Linked DNA regions of Homo sapiens: region 1 is linked to region 2. Evidence: chromatin contacts called from ENCODE Hi-C or POLR2A ChIA-PET data. All regions are on one chromosome and are shown on one strand. The core of a region is the stretch at or near the end of the contact, and the rest is flanking DNA. Distances in the headings are between cores, read along the strand shown. Region 1 holds the start of LEUTX (leucine twenty homeobox). Region 2 holds the start of MAP3K10 (mitogen-activated protein kinase kinase kinase 10).

Region 1 (5,369 bases), core at 458-2,957, 410 kb after region 2:
CTCTGACTAAAAAATGTTTCAGAGAGTATCATGAAAGTATTTATTAAAAAAAATTCAAGATTTGAGAGATGAGGCACAGGGGTTTCCAGAATGAAGACATTCCACGATGAGCACAATAAATGAACAAAAGGATCGTTGTTGCAAAAATATCAGAATACCAGGAATATATAGAAATTTCCAGAAGCTTCTAAAGGGAAGTAGAATTTCCATCAAAGGAATGGTAATTAGAATTCTACTGGTCTTTAGAAAAGCAACACTGCACATTGATAAGTTATAGGAGGTAAAATCGAGGAAGGATGTGGCTTTGAGTTTAAAATCATCTACCAAGCTGAGAGGTCAATATGTAAAATCGACTAATTAGTATTTTTGTAAGTTTAGTATTAAACAATAGGAAAATGTATTAGAAGAGCCAGGTACAAGTTTTGATAAGTGAGCTTGTTGATGCATAATTTTTCTATTAGAATCAAATCATTTTAAGAAGTTAAAATAAAATGTAACTAAAATTACATTTATGTCCCCAGCCAAGAAATACACTTTTTTTGTTTTTGAGACAGAGTCTTGCTCTGTTGCCCAAGCTGGAGTACAGCGGTGCAATCTCAGATTGCTGCAACCTCTGCCTCCCAGGTTCAAGCAATTCTTGTGTCTCAGCCTCCCAAGTAGCTGGAACCACAGGCACATGCCACCATGCCTGGCTAATTTTTGTATTTTTAGTAGTGACAGGGTTTTGCCATGTTGTCCAGGCTGGTCTTGAACTCCTGGCCTCAAGAGATCCGCCTGCCTTGGCATCTGAAAGTGTTGGAATTACAGGTGTGAGCCACCATGCCCAGCCAGTAATATACTTCTAAACTACGTTTTACAAGTACAATTATAAAAGGAAAATGTTGATAAATATCACAATGACAACTTTTAGAATATTTGTACAACGGTACTCATAAGTAAATTGAAAAACACAAGCCAGGCTGGGAGAATATATTTGCAACACATATAAGAGATAAATTATTAGTGTCTAGAAGACAACAAAAATATTCTACTAAGCCTCAAGAAAAAAAACATACTAAAAACTGGGAAATGATATAAATATAAAAATTAGCATAGGGGAAAAACAGAATGGCCTTTAAAATAGAGTGAACAGATTCAATCACACGGGTTAGTAAAGAAATGGGAATTAAAGATCACATACTATTTTATACCCATCAATGGACTGACATTTAAAAAGTATGAAAGTTACCAGGCATTAAAAAGGATGTGAGTTCAAGACGACCTTAGGCAACAGAGTGAGATCCTGTCTCTACAAAAAATTTAAAAATTAGCGGGACATGGTGGCACACACTTATAAGTCCCAGCTACTCCTGAGGGTGAGGTGGGAGGATCACTAGGGCCTAGGAGCTCGAGGCCAGCCTGGGCAACATACCAAGACCCCATCTCTTTAAAAAAGAGATGTGGAGAAACAAATTCCTAAGTTACTAGAATCCCTTGCAAAGTGTTTTTCAAACAATCCTTGTTGGTATAACCCAGTGGTTTCTAAATTTACCCAGTGGTTTCTAAGAAGCCACCACAAGGTCCCACACCTCTCACTTGATTTGTCTGCAACCCAATCACTGAAACCCCAGCCTCTTGCCTTCGCCCAACTTACCAAACATGGTGTCCTCTAGAAATGAGTGGGTTCGATCAGCTGTGTGCTGCAGAGCTCCTGAGCTGAGTCTATGTGACTGCTGGGCTAAAAGACCCGCTTATTTAAGCAGAATTTTAATGTAATCATGTCCCCACCCTGTCCTACCCTAATACCACGCCCTCCAATAATCCATTCAATATCTGTTTATTTAGAACCTATTATATGCCTGATGCTGTGTAGGGCACTGGGAATAAAACTATGTTTAAAAAAAAAAAAAAAAAAAAAGACTGATCCTTGACTCCAGAGAGTGGAAGAAAACAAAAGAAAGTGGAGCGAACTGAAAATGGATAAAATGTTCAAAAATGTCACTTGGGATCAATGAGTAAATAAACAAGGCGCTGAGAGAAAAATAAGTTGGTAAGATGATTCAAACTGGAAGGTGAAGGAGGTGCCCTGTGCGTGGACGGCTTCCAGTGAGACCCGGAGTGCAGCAGGAGGCATCCTGCTAGGAGTTTGGGATGATGGGAGTTAAGCCCTTCACCCGCCCATCTCGGTTCAACCTCTTCCAGTTGAGACAGCAATGGATGACAGTGAAGAACTTGGCAGAGCCTAAACCATAGGGGATCTTGTATCTTCTCTTGAGTATGGATTTGGGGGCAGCTGGGGAGCCCATAACGAGTTTTCAGCAAGGAAACTTAAAATATAAATTGCATTAAAAGAATCATGCTTCTTTCTTTCCTCTGAGCATCCCTCTCTCTGTCCCTCTGTTACTCATTTACTCCACCTTTCAGGCACCTTATTAACTCATTTATTTATTCCTCCCCCTAACGTTCTTCTCCATGATGGGTCTTATTTGTGGGGTGAGTGTAATTCACTAGACAGATCTAGTCTCTATCCATGAGATATGGCCTCCCCACACTCAATGTGGACCCAAGCTTTCTGAAGCAGAGATGGGACTCTGGTCTTGGCCCATCTTATACTACCCCTCAACTCTGTCCTCTCCCGCAACCTCCACACCCCCACCAGGTTGGTTTGGAAAAGTCTTGGACTAGCGAAAGAACTCTGTCTCTGGGAACATTGCAGGTAGCCTGAAGGCCAAATGATTGAAGGACCCATCTGTATCTTTTTACGTTTTGTTTTAGGGTCTCACTCTGTTGCCCAGACTAGAGTGCAGTGGTGCCATCATAGCTCACTGCAGCCTTCAACTCCTGGGCTCAAGAGATCGTCCAGCCTTGGCCTGCCAAAGTGCTAGTGAGCCATTGCACCTGGCCCCATCTATGTCTTTTACAGGAATAAAATTCAGGAACACTTCTAACACAGTCAAGGGTAGAAACTCCCAAATCCTATCGGAAAGGATAAAGTGGGCCTCAAATTTTCCGTTTAAATGTTAGAATCAGTCCCTGGAGTTGCCCTATGACACTAATGAGGATGGAAAGAGAGTGATATATTCAAAGGGTATGACCTCCCCAATAGCAGGGAATTTTGCAGAACTTAACGTTAAAACACCCCTGACACTTCTTCATTTGTTTGCTTAATTATTTGAATGCCTGCTCTGCTAAGATTTGTTCCAGTGACTAGGAAATTGGGATTTACAAAAATAGAACTCACTGCCGCCTTCCCAAGTGCTGGCATTCTAGGGAGGGAAGCAGGAAATAAAAAAGGAAACAAGACAATACGCAGTTCTGATTATGATACTACTGGTGTTATGAATGCCACCAACAGCACTGATTCAGAGGATGTGCAGTAGTTTTAAGGTAAGGTAAGATGTCTCTGAGGAAGTATCATTTTCACTGAAGGAGAGGGAAGAGTGTTCTAAGCAAAGGGAACATCAAGTGCAAAGGCCCAGAGACATGAAAAACCTTTTCATGTCTGAGGTGCAGATAAGAGGCCACTGTAGTTGAGGTGTGTTGTGGGAGAGGAATATCGGGAAAAGCTCAAACTGGAAAGGCCAACCAAGGTCGGGGCAAGGTGAAGAAGTTTGAATTTTATTCCAAGTGAAGGACAAAGCCATTCAAGGGGCCTTGGGAGACACAGAACACTCAGTTCACTTTCTTTCCCTTTTTTCTTTCTTTTTTTGAGATGGGGTCTCGCTCTATCACCCAGGCAGTGGTGTGATCTCGGCTCAGTGCAACCTCCGCCTCCCAGGCTCAAGGGATCCTCCCGCCTCAGCCTCCCAAGCAGCTGGGACTACAGGAATGAGCAACTGCACCCAGTCTCAGCTCACTTTTCTTACCACAAGCTACTTGAGAAATGAAAGAAAAAAATCGCCTCACCTTGAGAAAGTTGCTTGAGATTCCAGGTGCCCGCCTGACAGGCAGGTTCCACGGAGGCATGAGGCTGAAAACCGTGTGCAGTTACAGTTTCTCTTTTTGTTGCATTTGTTTGGAGCACACCCTCCCCTTACTTTCAGAGGCCTCATTCCCTACTTTCTCATCAAAGGCTTCTCTCATACGCCCCAGGCCAGGTCAGAACTTCTGTGTGGTGCGGCAGCACTCCCGGAGCTTCACCATACCTCGCTATGTTTATTTGCGTGGGTTTTCTGGGAATGTTGGTCTCCATGAGGGAGGTTGTGGGTCTTTCCCTGTGATCCTCAGAGCCCTGCACAGGACCTGGCCCATGGTAGTTGCTCATTATAAGAGTTTAGGAGACATGAATAAAATATTGGACTCTCCCTGGGGGAAAGTGGCTGTAGTTGACCTTGCTACTGTGAGATTTCAAATGTAAATAAAATATTTGCCTATTTTGGCATGCACTGAAGTATTAGGAACATGTTTCTACAGCACTTAGGATGGGACACGGTGGTACAGGATGCTGTCCACTAGCCTGATCCAGGCATGCCTAGCATGTGAACCGTAATTCCATTTTCTTATTCTAAGTTGCACATACATGCAGAAAAGTTCATGAGTGATTAGTGTAACACCAGCGATTTTAAGCCCCCATGTAGCCAGCACCCAGATCCAGAAACAGAATATTTCCAGCATCCCACAAGCTTCTTTCCATCTCTGCCTATGCAATGGTACCAACTTGCCTGACTATGTCATCGCAGATCAGTAATGCCAGCTTTTGAACTTCATATACATGGATTATAAAGACTTTTTTCTCTTTTATTTTTAATTGACATGGAATAATTGTACATATTATATTTATAGAATACAGAGGTTTTTTTTTTTTTTTTTGAGACAGGGTCTCACTCTGTCACCCATGCTGGAGTGCAGTGGCACCATCTCAGCTCACTGCAGCTTTGACCTCCTGGGCTCAAGCAAGCCTCCCGCCTCAGCCCCTGAGTCTATAGGCATGGTGACAAAGGAGACTAAAGAAGCATAACAATGAAAGGCATGAAATCTGATTGGATGATGGATTTTAAAACAGCTATAAAGGACATGCTTTTGGACAACTGGGGAAATTTAAATAGTACTGTGAATTAGATGCTAACTTTTAAGAGATGGCAGAGTAGAACCTAACAGTCTTGTGGAGCTGAATGTACAAAAATGGTAGGTTGGTGCCTGCCAAGTGCGAGAGGGAATATTAGGCTTTTATTTATTATTATTACTTTGAATTTTTGTTTTAAAACAATTCTTCATCTTTTCTGTTGTATTCTTCTCAGACTGCTTTCAGGAGCTACCAGAAAATAACACGCAAAGTTTGAGACTCTGGAAGATTTTGCTTTAACTAAGTCACACTGATGTATTAAATTTATCATTTTAGCATTCCCTGTAGATCTTGTCATTCCTTACAAATGACACCCTTTGTCCTGGAG
Region 2 (5,161 bases), core at 28-2,527:
TTGAGGTCCCGGTGGATGATGGGCACAGGGGCATCATTGTGTAGGTAGTTCATGCCCCGGGCCACCTGCACAGCCCAGTTGACCAGCACGTGAGGTGGCACCCGGCGACCTGCCAGCACCCTGCTCAGTGCACCACCCCGGGCATACTCCATCACTAGGCAGAGGTGTGGGGGGTTGAGGCAGGCGCCCCTAAGGGCAATTATGTTGGGGTGCTGCAGGGCTCCAAAGAGCCGGGCTTCCTGGCACACCTGCTCCGCTGTCACTGCCGGGTCCTTCTCAGGGTCCAGCCGGGCGGCCTTGACTGCCACCTCCTCGCCACGCCACAGGGCCCGATAGACCTTGCCAAAGCCCCCCACACCGATGATCTCCTCTAGCTGCAGCTCGTGGAAGGGGATCTCCTGGGGCAGCTGGAGGCCCGCGGGTGCAGCGGGGGCGCCGGGGGCCACGTAGTTGCTGGGGAAGACGCCCACGCGGCCGCTGGGGAGCTGCCCGGTCCACCAGCCCTCGTCGCCGGACACCGCACAGTCTTGGGAAAGCACCTGGACGCGATCGCCCCTCCGCAGGGTCAGCTCCTCGTCGCCCGCCGCCTCGTAGTCGAACACCGCGGTCCAGACGGGCCCCGCGGGGGTCGTGCCCCACTCCTTGGCCACCGCCCCCTCCTCCTCCTCCATGGGGGAGGGGCCGGGGGCTGCGGGAGGCCGCTTCACACAGGCTGCCCGCGGGATGCAGAGGGCGGGCCCCGGCGGCCGGGATGGAGGGCAGTCCCTGCGGGGTCTAGGGAGCTCCTGAGGGCCATGGCTGGGGCGCCCTCCGCAGGAGCAAGAAAAAAAACCCTTTCAAAGGGCAGGCTCGTCCCTTCCGATTTGGCTGTACGGGCGGGGCGGGGCGGGGTGGGAGTGGGGCGGCAGGTTCACCCGTGCCCCCCAAACGGCAGAGGGCTAAGAGGGCCTGGCCGCGCGGCTCTCGAATGCCCGCCGGGGTCCGCCGGTGGGGGACGAGGGCGAGGGCGGCAGGCAGTCCCCGTTCCCCGCGCCGCTCACCCCGCGCAGCTCCACCGGCGGCCCCCGGCTCCGCATCCCGGGCCACGACTGCCGGGCCGGGCGGGGGTGGCGGGGCCCCTGGGGCGGCCGCCCCGGGCCGGGGTGGCGCGCCCCTCGGCCTCCTCACGCGCGGGGCAGCCGGGCGGCCCCCATCCTTGGCACCGGCCTCCCGGTCGGCCCCAGCCCCTGCCCCCCGCCCGTGCTGCTTCCCCGGGCCACCGGCGGGGCCCGAGTGACGTGTGGGCGCCGCCGCCGCGGTGCCTCCTGGGAGTTGTAGTCTCCGGCCGTGCGGCCTCGGGGCCCGGCTCTCAGCGCCCTCCAGCAGAGCCCCGCGGCCAGCCTCGGGCCGCAATGGACATGACACCCCACGAAGCCGAAGGAGTCCTCCCGGGGAGATGAGCCCGGCCTCGGCCCCTCCTTCGGACGCGGCGTAGCGGGCGCCCGGGGCGGGGGGAAGCGCTCCTCACAGACCCTGTGGGGGCCGCGGCCCAGGATGGGTTGGACTGCAACGGACGCGATTAGCAACGCGAAAAATAGGAGCTGCGTGCATGACTGTGACTGCCCGGAGCCGCGAACGCAGCCTGGACCTTATCCCTGAGGCAGGACGGCCCCTCGGACCCCCCGACCGAGATGTACGCTGGGAACTGTAGTCCGCGCGGGGACCTGGCGCTGCAGGGGGCGGCCCCCAAACAGCGGGCTGCGGGCGTCGGCGGGTGGTTGGAGCAAGTTAGGGGTCGGGCCGGTGGCGGGACTCTGCGGGGAAGATGGGGCTGGGAGGATGTGTTTAGTGTCCCTGGGGATGTCACAGCCACGTCTGCTTTCCCCACCAGCTCTGGGTTCCTCTGCTGAAGTCAGAACTCCTGCTCTTGAGAATCCCCGATTCCTATTTTATAGGAGTTTCAATTTCGGGGAGCTTAATGTGCATGTTGTATTCAGTGCTTTGTACACGTGGTATCGTTAAGTCTTCACAAAGAGCCCCATTTTACAGATGACTCATAGAGAAGTGAAGTCATTTGTGCAAGGCTACAGAGCTATAAATGGCAAAGCAAAAATGAAAGGCAGTTTTAAAAATTAACAACCAGGCCGGGCGCGGTGGCTCACGCCTGTAATCTCAGCGCTATGGGAGGCCAAGGCGGGCGGATCACGAGGCCAGGAGTTCGTGACCAGCCTGGCCAGCATGGTGAAACCCCCGTCTCTACTATTTAAAAAAAAAAAAAAAAATTAGCCGGGCGTGGTGGTGTGCGCCTGTAATCTATCCCAGCTACTCGGGAGGCTGAGGCAGGAGAATCGCTTGAACCTGGGAGGTGGAGGTTGCAGTGAGCCAAGATCACGCCACAGCACTCCAGCCTGGACGACAGGGCAAGACTCCGTCTCAAAATAAATAAATAAATAAATAACCATCGCCACGATTAACAAAAACAACAACAACAAAAAAAAAAACAACAAAAAACAAACAAACAAAAAACCCACTGCCTTTCTATTTAAAGAATGAGGAAAGTAGGTCCCGCAGAGGTTCAGTGACTTCTTCAAGATCTCTAAGCTTGTAAGAGGCAAAATTCTGGGTCTTTTTACTTGGCCTCTCCTGAGTGGTATGGGGTCTAGAGGGAGGAGAGAAGAAGAGGAAATAAGAGGGACTCTAGTGCCCAAACTCCAGAGAACTGCCCCTCAGGGTCCTTGGGGAATTGTTCCATTGTCAGAGGGAAGTGGGTTACCTGGTCTCCTGGCTACCTAGCAGGGACACTCGGAGCATATCAAAAATGCTTGTTGGAAGAGAGAGCCCCAGCTTCATTCTGAGTATAAGTGTTTCTGCTATAACCTGCTATATGCATTCTTAAAAAACCTTCAGTTCTTCAAAACGGTGCACTAAAATTAACAAGACTTCATGGAAAAAATAGAGTTAGAGACAGATTGCTCAAAATATATGCAACTAGCTGGGCACGGTGGCTCATGCCTGTAATCCCAGCACTTTCAGAGGCCGAGGAGGGAGAATTACTGGAGTCCAGGAGTTTCAGACTAGCCTGGGCAACATAGGGAGACTCCGTCTCTACAAAAAAATAAAAAATTAGGCGGGTGTGGTGGTGTGCACCTGTGTTCCCAGCTACTCGGGAGACTGAGGTATAGGGGTATTACCTGAGCCCAGGAGGTCGAGGCTACTGTGAGCTGTGATTGTGGCACTGACTGCACTCCAGCCTGAGAGACAGAGCGAGACCCTGACTCAAAAAAAAAAAAGTAAAAATAAAAACCTGTATACAACTTTTTTTTTTTTTGAGATGGAGTCTCACTCTGTTGCCAGGCTGGAGTGCAGTGGCACGGTCTTGGCATACCACAACCTCCGACTCCCTGGTTCAAGTGATTCTCCTGCTTCAGCCTTCCGAGTAGTTGGAATTACAGGTGGGCGCCACCATGCCCAGCTAATTTTTGTATTTTTAGTAGAGACAGGGTTTCACCATGTTGGCCAGGATAGTCTCGATCTCCTGACCTCGTGATCCGCCCGCCTTGGCCTCTCAAAGTGCTGGGATTACAGGTGTGAGGCACCATGCCCGGCCTCTTGTATACAACTTTATATTCAGAGTGCTACAAAACCAATAATGATGCTAATAGAAACACTAGAATAGGTAAATTTCCATGAGCATTTGCTTTCAGCAGCACTTTGCAGCCTTGAAGGTGGGGCTTATGCTTCCTCTTTGGGGATGCTGGTTGGAGATATTAACTATTGATGGGGATCATTTTCATCAAAACTCGAAATGTGATCCAAGGTGTGATCTTTTTCATTAATCTGTTATTTTAATATGGGAGAAATATATTTGCAATTTCTTCATCTGCATTCATGGATTTGCCATAGGCATAACACTGTGACAAATATGGTGGTCTTTGAAGTCACTAAACCAGCCACCGTGGATCCAAAGGAAGACACTTCTGTAGATTTGCAGCTTTTTCCTCTGAAGATCTTCTTTTAGTACTAAGGCTTCCCCTTTAACTGTGAGAAAGCTTGGCCCTGATTGCTTCAAAATGTTAACTTCCTGGAGAAAATTGCATGTTAACCAACATGCTTGTGTTATGCTGACATCATTACTCTGTTTACCAATCATTTATGGGGTGATTCATCTCAAAGAAGCAAATAGAGGGTGGGGGCGGTGGCTCACACACCTGTAATCGCAGCACTTTGGGAGGCTGAGGCAGGCAAATCACCTGAGGTCAGGAGTTTGAGACCAGCCTGGACAACATGGTGAAACCTCATCTCTACTAAAAATACAAAAATTAGCCAGGCGTGGTGGCAGGTGCCTGTAATCTCAGCTACTCAGGAGGCTGAGGCAGGAGAATCGCTTGAACCTGGGAGGCGGAGGTTGCAGTGAGCCGAGATCGAGCCAGTGTACTCTAGCCCGGACGACAGAGGGAGACTCTGGAAGAAGCAAATGGGCTGCAGAACAGGTTGTCTCTGGGCCCGGTGCGGTGGCTCACGCCTGTAATCCCAGCACTTTGGGAGGCCAAGGCGGGTGGATCACAAGGTCAGGAGTTCAAGACCAGCCTGGCCAACATGGTGAAACCCTGTCTCTACTAAAAATACAAATTTAGTCAGGGCATGGTGGCAGTCACCTGTAATCCCAGCTGCTCGGGAGGCTGAGGCAGGGGAATCGCTTGAACCGGGTGGCAGAGGTTGCAGTGAGCCGAGATTGCGCCACTGCACTCCAGCCTGGTGACAGAGTGAGACTCCATCTCAAAAAAAAAAAGAAAAAAAATTATCTTGGATTTGGCTGCCTTGTTGAACTCACTCTTGCTTGTTCTAGAATAGCTTGACAGATAATTCTCTTCGATTTTCTAGCTAGATGATCCTGTTGTCCAGAAAAAAGAAAAAAATTACAGCTTTAAAAAATCTGATGTCTATGCTTTTTTTCTTAATCCTCTCCTCTTTGGCTAGGAGTTCCAATACAATGTTGAATGGCAGTGGTATTAATGGACAATTCTTGTCTTGTCCTAGACATTTAAGGGAATGATCCTAAGGTTTCATCATTAAATATGATGCTTTCAGTAGATTTCTAGTAGAAGTCCTTTATCAGGTTCTATTCCTAACTTGCTAGAGATTTTTCTTTCTTTCTTTCTTTCTTTCTTTTTTAAATGCAGGT

Evidence for each region. Hi-C counts contacts between places; a loop is a spot of excess contacts on that map. ChIA-PET counts read pairs that join two places held with the same protein, here RNA polymerase II (POLR2A). Pooled maps may share reads with other maps.
Region 1: a loop to region 2 is called in a map of Panc1, with 3 times the contacts of the local background. The contact joins the promoter of LEUTX here to the promoter of MAP3K10 in region 2. A Hi-C loop is called at or near these places in 1 of 168 maps with a recorded cell type or tissue (Panc1) and 6 of 50 pooled maps. POLR2A ChIA-PET finds 5 or more read pairs at or near these places in 3 of 52 experiments (GM12878, H1 and Panc1).

Annotation. Positions count from the first base shown.
Region 1 is chr19:39,775,192-39,780,560 of GRCh38, reverse strand. LEUTX (leucine twenty homeobox) reads right to left here and starts at 1,707. Exons shown (of 3, transcript NM_001382345.1): 1 at 1,634-1,707. The coding sequence starts at 1,640.
Region 2 is chr19:40,187,542-40,192,702 of GRCh38, reverse strand. MAP3K10 (mitogen-activated protein kinase kinase kinase 10) reads right to left here and starts at 1,277. Exons shown (of 10, transcript NM_002446.4): 1 at 1-1,277. The coding sequence starts at 671. RefSeq lists silencers at 580-879, 1,150-1,649 and an enhancer at 1,810-2,049.